2 separate regions of the Homo sapiens genome follow, and region 1 is linked to region 2. A link is a loop called in an ENCODE intact Hi-C map of the cell type or tissue named here. Cell type or tissue: heart right ventricle. All regions are shown on one strand. Links, peaks and the distances in the headings refer to the core of each region. The heading gives the core; the rest is flanking DNA. Region 1 has its middle 12 kb from the start of PLA2G2A. Region 2 overlaps PLA2G2E (phospholipase A2 group IIE).

Region 1 (8,844 bases), core at 1-8,000, 50 kb before region 2:
AGGTTGGGACCATATTACTCCTCAGTGATTCCTCTTTAGCTTCTAAACAGAGGCGGTGAAAAGCTGCTTGAAATAAAGCCTTAGTCAAATGCTTGCCAGGGGCTTTACCTCCATCTTGATCTACGGAAAAGAAAGATCTAGGAAAAGAGTATACATCTCTCCCTCCAGTAAAGACTTTGCATTTCTGGGTATTTATCTAAGAATATTTTCAACATGAGTCTTTGTGTGCAAAATTTTGAAGGCCTTTTATTCCTGAAAGCATTTTTTACAACCTCACATTGAATAACAATTTCGAAAGATATAATATCCTTGGTTCATTTTTTTTCCATTCTTCCTTATTACCTTAGAAGCATTCCTCCATTTCTTCCAATCCCATTCCAATATTGCTAATAAGAAGTCTGATATTAACCTGACTCATCATCTTTGATTGGATATTTGCTCTTTCCCTCTGGAAGCCTGTAGAATTTCTCTTTGTCTTTGATGTTCTTAATTTTCACTGCAATGTGTCTAGTTGACAGTTTTTCTTTATCTGGCCTTTTTGTACTCTGAAGTCCTTTCACTTGTCTTTAATGATAGGAATTTTATATTCATTATTTCATTGAACATTTCCTTCCTTCTCTTTTTCCTGTCTCTTTCTGGGACTTTTACTATCTGGAAGTTAGTACATCTGTACTCCATATCTCTTTGGATTTTTTTAAGAGATAGAGTCTCCCACCCAGCGTGGTGGCTCATGCCTGTAATCCCAGCACTTTGGGAGGCTGAGGGGGGTGGATCACCTGAGATGGGGAGTTCAAGACCAGCCTAACCAACATGGCAAAACCCCGTCTCTACTAAAAATACAAAATTAGCTGGATGTGGTGGCCTATGCCTATAATCCCAGCTACTCAGGAGACTGAGGCAGGAGAATCGCTTGAACCCGTGAGGCGGAGGTTGCAGCGAGCCGAGATCGTGCCATTGCACTCCAGCCTGGGCAACAAGAGCAAAACTCCATCTCAAAAAAAAACAAAAAACAAAAACAACAAAAAAAAAGAGATAGAGTCTCCCTATGTTGCCCAGGCTGGAGTGCCGCAGCTATTCACAGGTGTGATCCCACTACTGATTAGCACCGGGAGTTTCGACCTGCTCCATTTCCAACCTTGGCCAGTTCACCCCTCTTTATGCCACTTGGTGGTCTCCCACTCCCGCGAAGTCATCATATTGATGCCCAACTTAGTGCGGAACACCCGATCTGCACAGCGCATTATAGCCCAAAACTCCTGGGCTCAAGCAATGCTCCTGCATCAGCCTCCCAAGTGGCTGGGACTACAGGCACACACCACTGCATCTGGTTTGAATTTTCCTTGCTATTTTCTCTATTTTCTTTTTATTCTTTTTCCCTAAGAAGACATCTCAATCTAAGCTTCTAACTCTATCTGTGACATTCTTCAGCTAGCTATTCCATTTCAATGATTATACTCTTCCTAAGTAACTTTTATACTTGGGATTTTTTTAAATAATGATTTGTTCTTGCCTGATATTGCTAACATCTTCCCTTATCTACATAAGTATGTTTAACACGCATATTTTAGTTTCTTGCTCATCCACTCTGGCAATTCTGTTTTAGATGGTATGTGTTGACAAGTACATTTCATCTTTCTAGTGGGTGTAGTCTGGGTGTCTCAAGATAAACTTGGGGAAGGGGAAGGGGATGAGTCCAAGATATGATGATTCTCATTTGCTGCCACCCCAGGCAGGTGCTCCTGCTGACAGGGTTTCATCATTGAACATCTGGGAAGCAGCAGCCCTGGCAGGAAGCAGCACTCCAAAGCTGTTACCGGCCCTCCCTGAGATGGGGCAGGGCGGAAGGGGGAACAGTGCAGGATGAGATGAGGGAATGAATGGCTGAGGGCACTTGAGAAGCCTGCATCCATCTGGGTCAATTGCTTACCCAAGCAGGGCTTTGGGACAGCCCTAACATCATCTCTAGGACTTGGGCATTTCAGCTGTTGCTCTAAGATGAAGACGCAAAAGGAGAAAAAGAACAAAACTTAAAGAGCTTCCTCCCAACCTACTTGCTGCTTGCCAAAGCCCACCAATCCACTGCTCCAAGGCACAGCCAACCCCTCTCCCCGAGAACCACACCCAGCAGCCAAGATCAGATTCTAACTTCCTGCAAGACTCTGCAGAGGTTCTTCTGCTATTTCATCATCCAAGATTCTCTCTCAGGCATGTATCTATTAGGCTGGTTTTGGCACAGGGAGCCGGAGCCTATGCTAATTTGCAAACTTGGCAGAAAACAGGGAAATGTATAGCACAATATCTGTGTACCAGTTTAAAAGCCTCCACAGAGAGTCAAACAAACACTAAACATTTTTCAAGAAACCATATATCTAAATAAACATAGGAAGAATAAATTGGTAGTGGAGATGGAAGATCAAGGACTAAAGTGAATAAAATAAAATTGGTACCTTGCAGAAACCAACAATAACAGAGCGTGATGAAGTGAAGCCGTGGTGCACACAGATTAAGGCTTGGTCAGTTATAAAAGCACTTATCCTTTCACTCAGCAAACCACCTCTGGAAATGTACCCTATCAATGCATGATACATAAGCAGTATGTAAGAGACAGCGTGAGAGTGTATCATGTCTCATGTGTGTAAGAGAGAGAGTGAAGACTCAAACCCACAGCTGTCTCCATCTAAGATCTGGTCTTTCCACCTTGACAGTCAGCTGACAGGCCAGCCAGTTGCACCTCTGGGTCCTAGTTTATACCATTGGACCAGAATGAAATACCCATTTCTCAATTATTGCCTTAGCTTGGCTGGATGAATGATGATCACAGATAATCCAAAAATCACTTATATTTCACTTTTGTCCTCAGTTTTAAGATGGAGATAACTAGCACATCCTGCCTAGTTACTAGGGAAATCAAGCCAGGTCCATACCAGGTGGCAGAGAGATGGTTCTTTGAGAGCAAATGTCTTCTGTAGATGATGGAATAGGAGACTAACCAAGTCAATGAATGAGTGAATGGTAGACTAGAAACCAAGCCTGGTTCACTTTTAGCCCCAGGACTGGCCTAGGGCACAGCAGGATGCTGAGATTGTGAGGTTAAAAGAAACTGGTCTGGGCACAGTGGCTCACACCTGTAATCCCAGCACTTTGGGAGGCCAAGGCAGATGGATCACGAGGTCAGGATCCTGGCCTGGCCAATATGGTGAAACCCCATCTCTTACTAAAAATACAAAAATTAGCCAGGTGTGGTGGTGCGCCCCTGTAATCCCAGCTGCTCGGGAGGCTGAGGCAGGAGAATCTCTTGAACCCAGGAGGTGGTGGTTGCAGTGAGCCAAGATCGTGCCACTGCCCTCCAGCCTGGGTGACAGAATGAGACTCAGTCTCCAAAAAAAAAAAAAAAAAAAAAAGAATCTAATAGGCACATCCTACACCCCACAAAGACTACCCCATGAGCCTGTCAGATCCTCCCATGCCCTTCCACTGTGCCTGGTTCCCACACCACTACCTGGGCCCTCTACCATCCTGTGATAGCGCGTGCCCTCACTTCACCCTAGAGTGCAAGGCTGAGGGATCACAGAGTCCTCTTCAACATCTGGTCCAGATGGCCTGAAGGACTTGAATGTAGAAGGGAAGGGAAGGGAAGGAGCTGCAGTCCCTGCTGCTACAGCTGCCTCCACGGTCTTAACAATACGCATCATCCCCTTCCTCTCCACTCATTTCAGATGTCCTTCCCCCTCCATCAGCACTATAGCTTATTTCTTGCTCCTGTAGCAAACATCACCTTCACTCAATAGGATAAACCTAGGCAGGCAACCCAGATAGATTCTGGAAGTGATTCAGGGTCACTTGAGCAAGAAATCCCAGAGTCGCAGACACTCAGATCATGGTTTAGAAGGGAGACCAAGGGCTCCAGCAGGCACATCCCTTGGCCTAGGAGTCCTCACTCTAGGGGAGACGTCCTGGTTCCCAGGCCCAAGGATGGTGCTGCTGCTTGTCTTAGCTCAAGAATGGCTTCCCGGAGAAAGGCTATGTCTTGAGAAAACATGACCTTTTCTGTAGTCACTTTCCACAAGCACATCTTTAGTTTGATTTCCAACTCTTTTATTTGGCCAGCGAGGCGCTGGGCTGTTATTGGTCTCTGAAGACCTTGGAAACCAAAACCCAGACCGTCTGAGCTTCCCACGTGCTGATGAAACCCAACCCAGGGGACTTTTCAAGGGCAAAGCTATGGATGAATTCCATTCCCTGGAGGGAATAAATTACGTCAACCACTTTATGCAGCATGGATGGATGAAAGAACCAGCTGGCCGACCGAGGGATGTTCCCACTCCTCATGTGGGTCATGACCTGGGAGTAACTTTCATCCAAATGAGAGCACGGTGGAGAAAGGCACTCCATAGCCAGGACGGGACAACATGATGACAACAGCAGCAAAAGCATGCCTTGACTACTCCCACTTACTGGAAAATGGACACTGACTTCATGGCAGGTCCTGGGCCAAGCACTTTAAACGTGTCTTCTCATGCAATCCTCTTAACAATTCTATGATAATATTGCTATTCATATCTTCCATTCATTCATTCCACAGGACATCTATTGAGTACATGCAACATTTCTGGCACAGAACCAGGCACTAAGAACACCCCAAAACCCAAACAGGCAAGGCCCCTGCCTCTTGGCACTTACAAGGCACTGACAGGAACAGACGCAGCCAATAAACAAATTTCGAGAGAGAAAAGAGACAGTAATAAGTAATATAAAGAGAATCAAAACAGCAGAATAGGAGAGGGCAGGTGGAAGACAAGGCATGTATTCAGATGGCATGATCAGGAAAGGTGCTGCAGAGATAGCAAAAGGCACTGGAAGCAAGATCACCCATGATATGAAGGAGTCAGCCCTAAGATAATCAAGGAGAAAATTGATCCAGGCAGAGGGAACAGCTAAGGCAAGCATACAGAGGCAGGTCTGAGCCTGACATATTTGAGGACAGAAAGTAGAAAATTGTACTGCAGAACAGAAATAAGAAACCAAAAGAAGGTGCAGTTAGCAGGCAGGAGAGTGTAGAAAATGTGGAAATCTAGGATGTTTAATGCAGCTTGTGTGTGAGATCTCTTCTCAGGCAGATTACAAAAAGACAAAACAAAAAAACCAATTCTAGGAGTCTGGAATAAAATATGTAAATATATGCTCAGCTAGCTGGAAGCTTTGGGAAAGAGAAAGAAAAGGAAGAGAAGGAGGAGGAGGAAACAGGTGCCTCTGGATCAAACCATACCAGAAAGCCTCCAGTCATTTCCGTTACACATGTCAATAAATTTCTTTTATTATTTACACCAATTTGAGTCAGGTCTTCAGTTGCTTAATATTAAAAGTGTCCAGGCCAGCCATGGTGGCTCACTCATGTAATTCCAGCACTTTGGGAGGCTGAGGTGGGTGGATCACCTGAGGTCAGGGGTTCAAGACCAACCTGGCCAACATGGTGAAACCCTGTCTCTACTAAAAATACAAAAATTAGCCGGACGTGATGGTGCACACCTGTAATCCCAACTACTTGGGAGACTGAGGCAGCAGAATCATTTGAACCCAGGAGGTGGAAGTTGCAGTGAGCTGAGATCACACCATTGCACTCAAAGCCTGGGCAACAAGAGCGAAAATCCATCTCAAATAATAATAATAAAAATAAAATAAAATAAAAGTGTCCAAATTGATTTGTATACATTTTTACATTTAATATTTTTCAACCGCCCTGATGAAGTAGCTATTAGTAACTTCCTTGTATAAATGAAAAAACAGAGGTTAGGAAAGATCAAATAATTAACACAAACTCTTACCTAGTTAATGGTAGTTGGGACTTTACCCCAGAGCTCCAAATACTAGCACCTAATTCCAGTGCTACACTACCTCTGTGAAACCCTGAAATCTCAGAATCTTTCCACACCCTACTATCCAAGTGCATGGACAGAAGACAGAGCCAGGAAGTCCCCCACCAGCTAGGAAAAGAGAAGCCGGGCATGGTGGCTCACGCCTGTAATCCCAGCACTTTGGGAGGCCGAGGCGGGCAGATCACAAGGTCAGGAGTTCGAGACCAGCCTGGCCAATATGGTGAAACCCTGTCTCTACTAAAAGTACAAAAATTAGCCTGGTGTGGTGGTGGACACCTGTAGTCCCAGCTACTATGGAGGCTGAGGCAAGAGAAATTGCTTGAACCCAGGAGGCGGAGGTTGCAGTGAGCCAAGATCATGCCAGTGCACTTCAGCCTGGGCGACAGAGCGAGACTCCATCTCAAAAAAAAAAAAAAAAAAAAAAAAAAAAAAAAAAAAAAAAAAGGAAGAGAGAAGAAAGCTTCACTCCCATGGGCTTGAACTTTCAATTTGCAAAAATTTCCAACATGTACAAAGTAACAAAATCACATTGTGAACTCACCTGTATCCATCAACCAGCTTCAACACTTATCAACATTCAGCCTTCTTTTATCATTTACACCTCCAACCACTCTGCACCTCCAATGAATCATCATCATCATCATTACCTTTAGTTCTTTCTTAAAGGTAAAATATATATAGATTGAAAAGCACAAATCACAGCTGAACACGTTTGAGAAACGGATACACCCACATCACCCACATCCCATCACGAGAACATTTCCGTCTCCCAGAAAATTCCCTCACATCCCTTTCCCCTCAACCCCCTCTCTGGATGAATTAGTCGTCTTGCACTACCATAACAAAGTCCCACAGACTGGGGGAGCTTAAACGATAGCGATTTATTTTCTCACAATCCTGGAAACTAGAAAGCTCAGATCAAGCCATTGGCAGGTTGGTCTCTTCTGAGGCCTCTCTCCTTGGCATACAGATGCTGTCTTACCTTGTGTCTTCACATGGTCTTCTCTCTCAGGTGTCCGTGTCCTAACCTCCTCTTGTTTTAAGGACACCAATCATGCTGCATCAGGACCCACCCTAATGACCTCACTTTAACCTAATCACCGCTTTCAAGGGCTGGTCTCCAAACACAGTCAGATTCTGAAGTACTGGAGGTTAGGACTTCAACATACGGATTTTGGGGAATCACAATTCAGCTTATAACATGGAGAAACCATCATTGTGATTATTTTCACCTTAGTTGCCTGTTTTAGAACTTTCTATCAATTGAATCATATATTAGGTGCACTTTTTTTTTTTTGACAAGGTCCCACTCTGTTGCCCAGGTTAGAATGTAGTGGCGTGATCTCCACCTCCCGTATGTGTACTGTTTTACATCTGGCCTCTTCCATTCAGTATAATGATGATGAGATCCATTCATGGTGTTGCACATGTCTGTAATCTGTTCTTCTTTATTGCTGAGTAGCCTTCCATAGCATGCATATGTTACAATTTATTTATTCATTCTCCTGGTAATGAACATTTTTGCTCTTTTCAGTATTGGGATATTTTGAATAAAACTGCTATGACCATTTCTTATACAAGTATCTGTGTGAACATTAAGTTCTCATTTCTCTTGAATAAATACCTAGGACTGGAAATGTTTACTCAATGGATAAGGGTATGTTTAATGTTACAAAGTCAGATCAAACTTCTTTCCAAAGTGCTTGTCCCATTTTACATTCCCACCAGTAAGGTGTGAGAGTTCCAGTTGCTCCACCATCTGTGCTTTACCTTTTAATGCACAATGACCCATCCACCAGGGGAAAAAAAAAGGCTCAATCAGTATCCTCAAGTCCAACCAATCCGAAGTAACTCTTTCTGTGACAACCTTGGACGGCACCACTCAGCTCTCCCTTCAAATGAGAACCTGTTCAAGGAGTGTACTTAGTGGACAGCCCCAAGCCCATGCTCCTTTGGGATCTGCCACAGTACTCATGACAAAGCCATGTTCTCCAGTGCCGTTCCCATGATGGTGATGACAGGGGACTAGAGCCAGGCAATTGTTTCCCAATGGAGGACTCCTCTAATGGGCACTGTTCACATGAGAACTCCCCGTCAGATTGCTGAGACATTCTCAGAGCTGTGCCACAGTTTGAGCCTCTTCCTACCCAATCCTCCTTCCTTTCCTCTCTCCCTTCAGAGGTGTCAGACCTGCTTCCTGATCTGAACACTCTCTCTCCCTACTCCTCCCTGCCTCCTTTATCTTTTAGAGCTGCTTCCCTCCATACATCTCCTGCACTTCGAACTGTATCTCGGCATCTGCTTCCAGAGGATCCAAACTCACACATCATCTCTTGGGGGAAAGCAAGTAGATGAATGGAAAAAGAAGGAAAATCTTTTAGCTCCCTACCCAAGAAGCCTATAGATCTCCACTTTTCACCCTTCCTTTAGTTAACCAAAAAATAAAACACTGAAATAAGTAGGTTACTTGGGACTGTGACAACTGCCAAGACGGAAACAAACAGGATGATGCGGGAAAGGGTAAAGGGAGGAGGGAAGAGCTGCTCTAACTTGGGCGCCATGGAAGGGCTCCCTGGGGAGGTGACATTTCAGCTGGAAACTGAGAGAAGAGAAAAAAGCCATTGTGAAATAACCTTTTAGGCTTTGAGATTGGAACAGACTCATCTCATTCCAGGAGCAGCAAGAAGGCCAGAGTGGCTGGAGTGAAGCGGGCAACAATGAGTTCTCTTCCTGGCTGTCTTGCTCCCCACTGGATCCTGAAACCCCAGAACAGAGCCAGCCATGCAGTAGGTTCTTGAATAAGTATTTGTGAGATAAATAAGTGAATAAGTGAATGAACATGCCCCCTATCCAGAAACGCGTGCACTCGACACGCCTATCACACATTCCCATGCCCTTACACAATTAGCAATGGAGTTGGTTTATTTCAAAGACAAGTGCAACACGACTAAGGGAGTGGACCTAGAAGCAG
Region 2 (8,000 bases), core at 1-8,000:
ACCAGGCACCCAGGCCAGAGAAGCCCGTACCCCATCAGTGCAGCCCTCAGCCCCAGGTATCTCCCTACCCACAGACACCTCCCAGCTCCAGCCTCTGGAAAGAGGAGCAGAGGGGTCTGAGCTGAGCCAGGGCCCAGAGGAGCTGGACTCAGGCACCCTCCCAAGGCCTCAACAGGAGCTAAAGGTGAAGTCCTTCGGACAGAACGAGCTGGGGCTTTGACTGGGGACAGCAGATGCTGTTTCCAAAGGCTGACTCCTCAATGGGACTGTCAGGCTGGACCCATTTGCTCAGCTGTGCCATGTCCAGTGCCCATTTGGACCAATTAGCTTTCCTTCAGTCCCAGGCCCAGGCAAGCAGCCTCAACCAAGTGAGACTGTCGAGGGACCCCACATGAGAGAGCCAAGCTCTCTCCCTGCCACAAAGCCAGGAGCAGCCTGAAAGAAGGGCAGGGCCTGGTGGGCGGATGCTGCAGCGCGGAAGGATTCGGGAGGTCGCGGCAGACTCAGGTCTCTAAATTCTGTCCTGGCGGCGGGGCAGAGCTGGCTCCATTTCCTCTGCCGCCAACCACTCGGCAGGGCAATGTGCCAGGTACTGAGTCTCTGTCGCTGGGAGTCCATGCAAGGCAGAAGCAGCCACCTGCCAGGATCAGGGCTGAGGGGAGGAGGCAGGTGGGTGGAGACACAAGCTCTGGATTCTACCCAGGGCGTCACCTTCCACCTGCCTGTGACTTTGGACAAGTGATGTAATCCCTGGAAAGCCTCTGTTTCCTCACCTAGAAAACGGAGAGGCTTATACCCACTTCCCCAGCTCAGCCCAGCTCCTGGAAAAAGCCCCCCAAAAGAGGCTGACCGGCTCGGCGTTAAGAGTCCCTTCCAACCCTGGGTGTTGCTGACATAGCGGGCGTGGGCAGAGCCCTGACGGGAGACGAAGGCTCAACTTCAAGAGGGGAAATGAGGCACCTGGCCTGAGCTGTGAGATACAGTCATGGGGACAAAAGGGAGCCAGGGCCACTGCAGGCAGAGGTGACAGAGGCAGCTGCAGTGGAGACAGGAGGAGCCTTCTGGGCCCCTACAGAGCTGATGCCAGCTGGCTCTAGGAAGGACAGGTCAGGGTAGAAGTCTGACTCCCAGGCTGGGTATGGGCAGAAAACTGGGCTCTGTCCACTCTGATGAGGACAGGCAGAGGGCCCTGAGCAGCCTCCAGCTTTGGTCCCAGTGGCTTCCAGCCTAGGCCCACGCCACTCTGGGGCACACATAGCCATCAGATTGAGTTGCTGTCATTTCGTAGCTGTCCTCTCTGCTTGATGGCCACAATCCGCCATCAGCAACGCATCACACAGGGGTGCAGGGGTTGCCTAGAAATCCCCCTGGTCGGGGGCAGTGAGAGTTAGGGAACCACGTGGTGTCCCTAAGGCCGGAGAGAGCTAAGGGCAGTCAGCGTGGGCTTGGGAGAGCAGGGAGGGACAGCGAGGGCAAGCTTCCAGCTTCCCTGGTGTCCTGAGCCACAGTGCGCCCCGCCCTTGTCTCTTGTCTCACCCATCCGTGAAACAACCCGGGAGCTTGGGCTTCCATCAGAATGGAGTTGGTCCAGGTCAAGAACGTGGACCCAGAAGCAGCCAAGAGCTGTCCCACACATATCCTGAGCTTCTGTGGTCCCTGACTCACTTTGTCCCATCCAGCCGGCAGGACCACCTGCCAGCGGCTGACCTGCGAGTGTGACAAGAGGGCTGCCCTCTGCTTTCGCCGCAACCTGGGCACCTACAACCGCAAATATGCCCATTATCCCAACAAGCTGTGCACCGGGCCCACCCCGCCCTGCTGAGGCTATGCTCGGCCTCCCCCCCGTCCCTGGAGGTCCCGCCTCGGGCTGCTGTAGTCCCAGGCCTGGGGAACATTGGCACCAAAGGCCCTCCCTTTGGAAAATTCCTTTCCTGCAAACTCATCCCTCCTTGAGAGCTCAGAGATATGTCCTGGACCATCACTAGCCTCCCAGGCTACCCCTTCTCTGTAGAAAGAACCCTGCCCCAGGAGCCATGGACCCTTCAGCACCCAGAAGACTGTCACTAGCTTCTGGGATCTCAGCTCCCTCTTCTGAATAAGTGAATAATGTTTTCCCATAATTCTAATGTTCTTTGAGTCTCAAATTCTGTCAATCATTCTAGGATTTAATTCACTAGAGTTTCATTCATACATTAATTTTCTGATCACCTACCTTGTGCTGACAGCATGCACTGGAATCAGTGGGAACAAGTCTGACATGGGTGGCCCTGCCTGCAATTCCAGCATTAAATTCTTTTAATTTTCCATGACAGTAAGTTTCTGTGGCTCTCTTTTTCTTTTTCTTTTTCTATTTTTTTTTTTTTTTTTTTTTTTTGAGACAGAGTCTCGCTCTGTCGCCCAGGCTGGAGTGCAGTGTCGCGATCTCGGCTCACTGTAAGCTCCGCCTCCCGGGTTCACGCCATTCTCCTGCCTCGGCCTCCCGAGTAGCTGGGACTACAGGCGCCCGACACCACACCCGGCTAATTTTTTTATATTTTTAGTAGAGACGGGGTTTAACCGTGTTAGCCAGGATGGTCTCGATCTCCTGACCTCGTGGTCTGCCCGCCTCGGCCTCCCAAGGTGCTGGGATTACAGGCGTGAGCCACCGTGCCCGGCCCTGTGACTCTCTTTTTCTAACATTCTACAATCTTATCAAAGATAATGCAATCTCTGGAAGGAATATTTCTGGCCATATGGCTTAATGTGAAAAGCACGAAAAATACCAACCTAAAAATATTGTCCCCACTGTGTCATCAGGCCTCAAATCCCCAACACTGGCAAAGATTGGTTAAGAGTGAGAAGCAGCTCTAGATGGTCTTATCCACACCCCTTCTTTGATGGGCCCCTGGGGGCCAGAGAGGGGATGTTCTACCCGAGGGGGTGTCCCCACTCCCTGGCCCTTCATTTCTTCATGAAGTTGTCATCAGCCACCCACGCTCTGGTATGGCCACGTTAACCAGGCCTGCTGGTTGTAATCTTGGAAAGACCAGAGTGCCCAGGGCCGTTCAGCTGTGAGGACACAGGAAGAGGAGGAGGAAAGGGTTCAGCATCCAGGGCTGACTCCAACCTCCCGATTCTGAAGCCATGAAGAATGTAATGCACTCAAGGATTCCCACCAGGAGGAATGCAGCCTATTCTGGAAGCAATCTATTTCAGCAGATGTTACTTCTAAAGATAGAATTATCTATTATATGCTGATGAAATCTTACAGGACTGGGATTCGCCTGCTCAATGACAGAGCACCTGCCAATGCATTGCACAGGGCAAAGCTCACAGTTGGACACTCAACAAATGACCACTCCCTTCACCCTTCTCAGGGCCTGTGCACAGCATTCAGGACCTTGAGGGCAGGGAGGAGAGCAAAAAAAAATCAAAGGAAGAGCCAGTCATGGTGGCTCACACCTGTAATCCCAGCACTTTGGGAGGCCAAGGCGGGCAGATCACCTGAGGTCGGGAGTTCGAGACCAGCCTGACCAACATGGAGACACCCAGTCTTTACTAAAAATACAAAATTAGCCGGGCATGGTGGTGCAGGCCTGTAATCTCACCTACTCAGGAGGCTGAAGCAGGAGAATCGTTGAACCTAGGAGATGGAGGTTGCGGTGAGCCAAGATCATGCCATTGCACTCCACCCTGGGCAACAAGAGTAGAAACTCCATCTCAAAAAAAAAAAAAAAAAAATCAAAGGGATGTATCGCTGTGACCTTTAAAAGGTGAAGAAGCTCTGTGCTAGCAAAAGGAAGGAGGAGAAGAAAGGGAGGACAGGCGTGTGTACTTTGCTGTTGTAACTGACTCAAATCCTCAGCCAAGTATCACCAGAAGACCATGTCTTAAAGCAAAAACGGCCTGTGTGGGGGAAGAATGCAAACCTCCTTTGCAGGAAAAGTGGTCCTGAGGCGCCCTCTGGTGTCCATTTCATTCAGGCCACTAGGGAGAAACCTGCGCTTGGCTTAAACCTCGATTTCTCTTCCTCAGGTGGGCAAAGTGTGCTTCTGGGCTAGTGAAATTGGTCCCCTCACATTTTCATAAATAAATATACTGAGAAAATGCCAAAGAAGGCCATACAACCATCTGAGGATGATGGCCACTGCAGAAACAGAAAACACAGGGAGAAGGAGCTGATGGGGCAGATTAGAGAGAGGTGACACCTGGGCATGATGGATTTAAGGTACCAATGGGACACCTACCTGATGATCTTAACAGTTGTATAACTGTCCGACGAAACAAACATTGAAACTTAGGAGCAAGATTCCAGCGCAGCCTGCTGTGACCCCTGCTACTCACCCACCCCCACCCACCAAAACCAAGCTGTCTTTTGGCCACAGACCAGCCTTTACTCTTTGCTTTCCCAGGGCTCGATAAATGTTTTGGGTTTTTTGTTTTGTTTTGTTTTTTTGAGACGGAGTCTCGCTCTGTCGCCCAGGATGGAGTGCAGTGGCACGATCTCGGCTCACTGCAAGCTCCGCCTCCCGGGTTCACGCCATTCTCCTGCCTCAGCCTCCCCAGTAGCTGGGACTACAGGCGCCCGCCAACATGCCTGGCTAATTTTTTGTATTTTTAGTAGAGACGGGGTTTCACCGTGTTAGTCAGGATGGTCTCGATCTCCTGACCTCGTGATCCGCCTACCTCGGCCTCCCAAAGTGCTGGGATTACAGGCGTGAGCCACCGCGCCTGGCCAATAAATGTTTGATGACGGGATCAAGGGGCCTGCTTAAATCCTGTTTGCCTATGTGTGCGTATCTAGAGAACCCTTGATACCCAGCAGCAGACTTGCAAAAGAGACTGAAAAAAAGGAAGGGAGAAGCCTGAACTTGAACTGGGAGGTTCCAGGTAGAGCGCTTTGTTCTGCCGCTTTAGCAGCAGTGGCTCTGCTTAGACCTTTGCTATTCAACGTGGTCCATGGGCAGGGGCAGCCGCAGAAGCAGCAGCAGGGATCCTGTTCAAAATGCAGAATCTTGGACCTGACCCCAGACCTGCTGAATCAGAATCTGTAAGTTAACAAGCCCCCCTGATGATTCGTGTGCACATTAAAATCTAAGTGCTGATAAATGGAGTCTCAGTCTCTGCATTTGTCAAATGGAAGTATGACATTTCCCCAGCAGGCTGGTTATGGCAAAGTTTGAGATAACATGCATGAAAATGTACAAATAATGGCTAGCACTGAAAAATCACTCGTGTTCTAGGAATGAATGAATGGATAGTCATTAACAATAGCTAACACTTGCTGTGCACTAGGCATTTGCCAGGCACTGTTGTAAGTGCTTTATGTGTGCTAATTCATTGGATGAGTAAAGTAGGCAACGGGACTGTGTCAAAGCTGGGGAGGGGACATTCTTACCTAAATGTTTCATAGTTTGCCTCTCCAATTTTGATGAGAGGATTTGGATTGGTTTTGCTTTTGTTCCTATTTAGCACCTAACAAAAGCTATGCATGAAGTGCAAAGGTAAAGACCTTCCTCAATTAGTGACCAGAAATCACAGTGGAATTCCCAAGTTCAATGAGGAGTCTGATTAGGATTTCCTGGACATGCATCTGCTTCACTGGGGTTCTTTGCAATGTCACCACCAGAGAACTGAATACTAAAGTTAATTCTTTCCTTCAATAAGTTTTATGCAAATTATGCTTCTGGTCTTTTCCTGGATGCTGGAGATAGACACGAATCAGACAGAGTCAACCAGCAGACAGAAAACAGCAATAATTCTACACTAGCAAGTAATGTGACACCCCTAACAAGAGAGTATCAGGACTAATGGTTCTTAAACCCTCCATCCTTCATCACATCTCCATCCTGTCCACTGATGCCAGCTTCATTTTCCCAGAGCCTGATTTTCATCATGTCACTCCTCTGCTCCTGAACCATCAGTGACTCCCCATTGTCCACCAGCCCCTGGTATTCCAGGCTTGGTGTCATCTGCTTTTCCAGCCTCTTATGCAGCAATATCTATTTACTAAGCTCCTCTGCTGTCCTGCCTTCATATCCTTGTGCAGTAGCTTCTCTCAACCTAAAAGCCTCCCTTGCCCACAGGCACATCACCACGCTAAAATCCATGGGCTTAAAGTGAATCCCAAATGTCGTCTCTTCCTTTATATTCAGAGACAGGGTCTCCCTCTTGCCCAGGTTGGACTGCAGTGGCACGATCATAGTTCACTGCAGCCTTAACCTCCTCGACTCAAGCAAGCCTCCCACCTTAGCCTCCCACGTAGCTGGGACAACAGGTGTGTGCCATCAATTCTGGCTAACTTACTTATTTTTGGTAGAGACCGGGTCTCGCTATGTTGCCAGGCTGGTCTCAAACTCCTGGCCTCAAGCAATCCTCCTGCCTCAGCCTCCCAAACTGTTGGGATTACAGGGATAAGCCACCCTGCCCAGTCCCAAATGTCACCTTTTCTATGATGCTGTTTCAATTGGAGCGGATTTCACCCTCCTTGAACTGCCAAGCTGTGTTTATACCTTTCCTAGAACTGCTTATCCCGTTATTTGGGTCCTTGCATGGTGGCGGCAGACTGCTCTGGGTTCAAATCCTGTCTCTGCTACTAAGCTGTGATCTTGGGACAATTATTTATTCCTGAATAGAACCATCAGCCTCACAGGGTGGTTTTCAAGTTCAAATGAGACCATGTATCCAAAGTGTCCGGGGCATGCTAGCTGCTCCATCTACGCTTGGCCACCTTCTGTATTTTTGCTCTCCAATTGCAAATGTCACACAGTAGATGCTAAACAGGTACCTGTTCAATTGAATTCTGCGCTAATGTCCCCCAAAGGCAGAGATAGATGGTGCAGCATTTTTCCAGGCAGGCGCTACCTGTAACATTGCCAGGTTAGAATGCACACACAGGCCAACTCCAGACACTAAAAAGCCGTCAGGCAGATCTTTGTTGTTTTGGGGTTTTGAGACAGGGTCTCACCCTGTCACCCAGGCTGGAGTGTTGTGGTGTGATAAAGCTCACTGCAGCCTAATACTCCTGAGCTCAAGTGATCCTCCTGCCTCAGCCTCCTGAGTAGGAGGGACTACAGACAGGCACCCAGCCCCAAACCCCAGTAATTTTGTGTGTGCATGCATAGAGACGGGATCTCGCTAGATTGACCAAACTGGTCTTGAACTCCTGAGTGTGAGCAAGCCTCCTGCCCCAGCCTCCCAAAGTGCAGGGATTACAGATGTCAGCCACTGCACCCAGGCCTGATCTTGAGAATCCATTCAGCAAGCACAGCACTACTCTTCCAGTAGTGAAAGGCACATGAGAGGTGTTTCAAGAAGTTCCCAGTCTTTCTCCAAACTGATTATACATCCATAATAAGCTCTGTCCTAAACACTGGAGCATACCCATCCCACTCCTAGGTTTTGCTTGCGCTGGCCATTCAGTCCAACATGTCTTCGCTCCCTATTTCTGTATCCTGTCTCCCCTTTCGTGCCTCGTCCAAATCTCACTTCCTCCACCAAGCCTTCCCGAATTCTCTGAACTCACAGCCCTCTCATCAGTACCTCCTTTATGGCATGTGCTCTCTCCTGGGTCAGTGACGTGTCCACTTTCATTCCCGGACTGGAGGCTTTTTGAAGGCAGGATCCATGACTGTTTCAATGCCCAGAAATAAGGACCCATACAGAGTAGAGGTTCACTAGATGTCAGATGGATTCTTGGATGTTTAGATGAATAAATTGAACAGAAACAATCCTCTGGGGATACCCAAGTCCTTCTACCATAGGGAGGTTCAGACAAGTTTCTCCAAGAAGATAGGAAATGTTTCCTTCTGCCAAGCCAGAATCTGTGAAGTGACAGGACTGGCCTCAAGCCTTTGCAACCAAGTTCTAAATCTCTGCATCTCAATGGTCTGAGAGTGCCCATTCCATCAGCAAAAACCATTCTGTCCAGCCAAAACCATATTGGAGCAGAGCTTTTTATGAACTGTGTCTCAAGACACACACTCTTGTTTCTGTGCATTGGAGGAAGGGAAAGGCCAGAA

Evidence for each region. A loop is a pair of places that touch in the nucleus more often than their neighbours do. Peaks named below come from ENCODE experiments on the same cell type or tissue, not always from the same donor. Only the 100,000 strongest peaks of a DNase experiment are listed, where the experiment ranks them.
Region 1: it touches region 2 in a loop (2.6-fold over the local background); 9 of 110 quality-filtered maps call a loop at or near these places.

The regions. Positions count from the first base shown.
Region 1 is chr1:19,963,454-19,972,297 of GRCh38, reverse strand. It overlaps the pseudogene RN7SL304P. Among named protein-coding and RNA genes, the nearest start is that of PLA2G2A, 12 kb to the left of the region's middle. In heart right ventricle, for the core only: no CTCF peak of the experiment used is centred there; a DNase peak (open chromatin) is centred at 4,257; H3K27ac peaks cover 3,109 bases; H3K27me3 peaks cover 581 bases.
Region 2 is chr1:19,914,129-19,922,128 of GRCh38, reverse strand. PLA2G2E (phospholipase A2 group IIE) reads left to right here. Exons shown (of 4, transcript NM_014589.3): 4 at 1,680-2,120. The coding sequence ends at 1,822. Among named protein-coding and RNA genes, the nearest start is that of PLA2G2E, 5.5 kb to the left of the region's middle. RefSeq lists enhancers at 581-1,133, 1,134-1,686. In heart right ventricle, for the core only: a CTCF peak has its summit at 3,944 (motif pointing left); a DNase peak (open chromatin) is centred at 3,938; H3K27ac peaks cover 970 bases.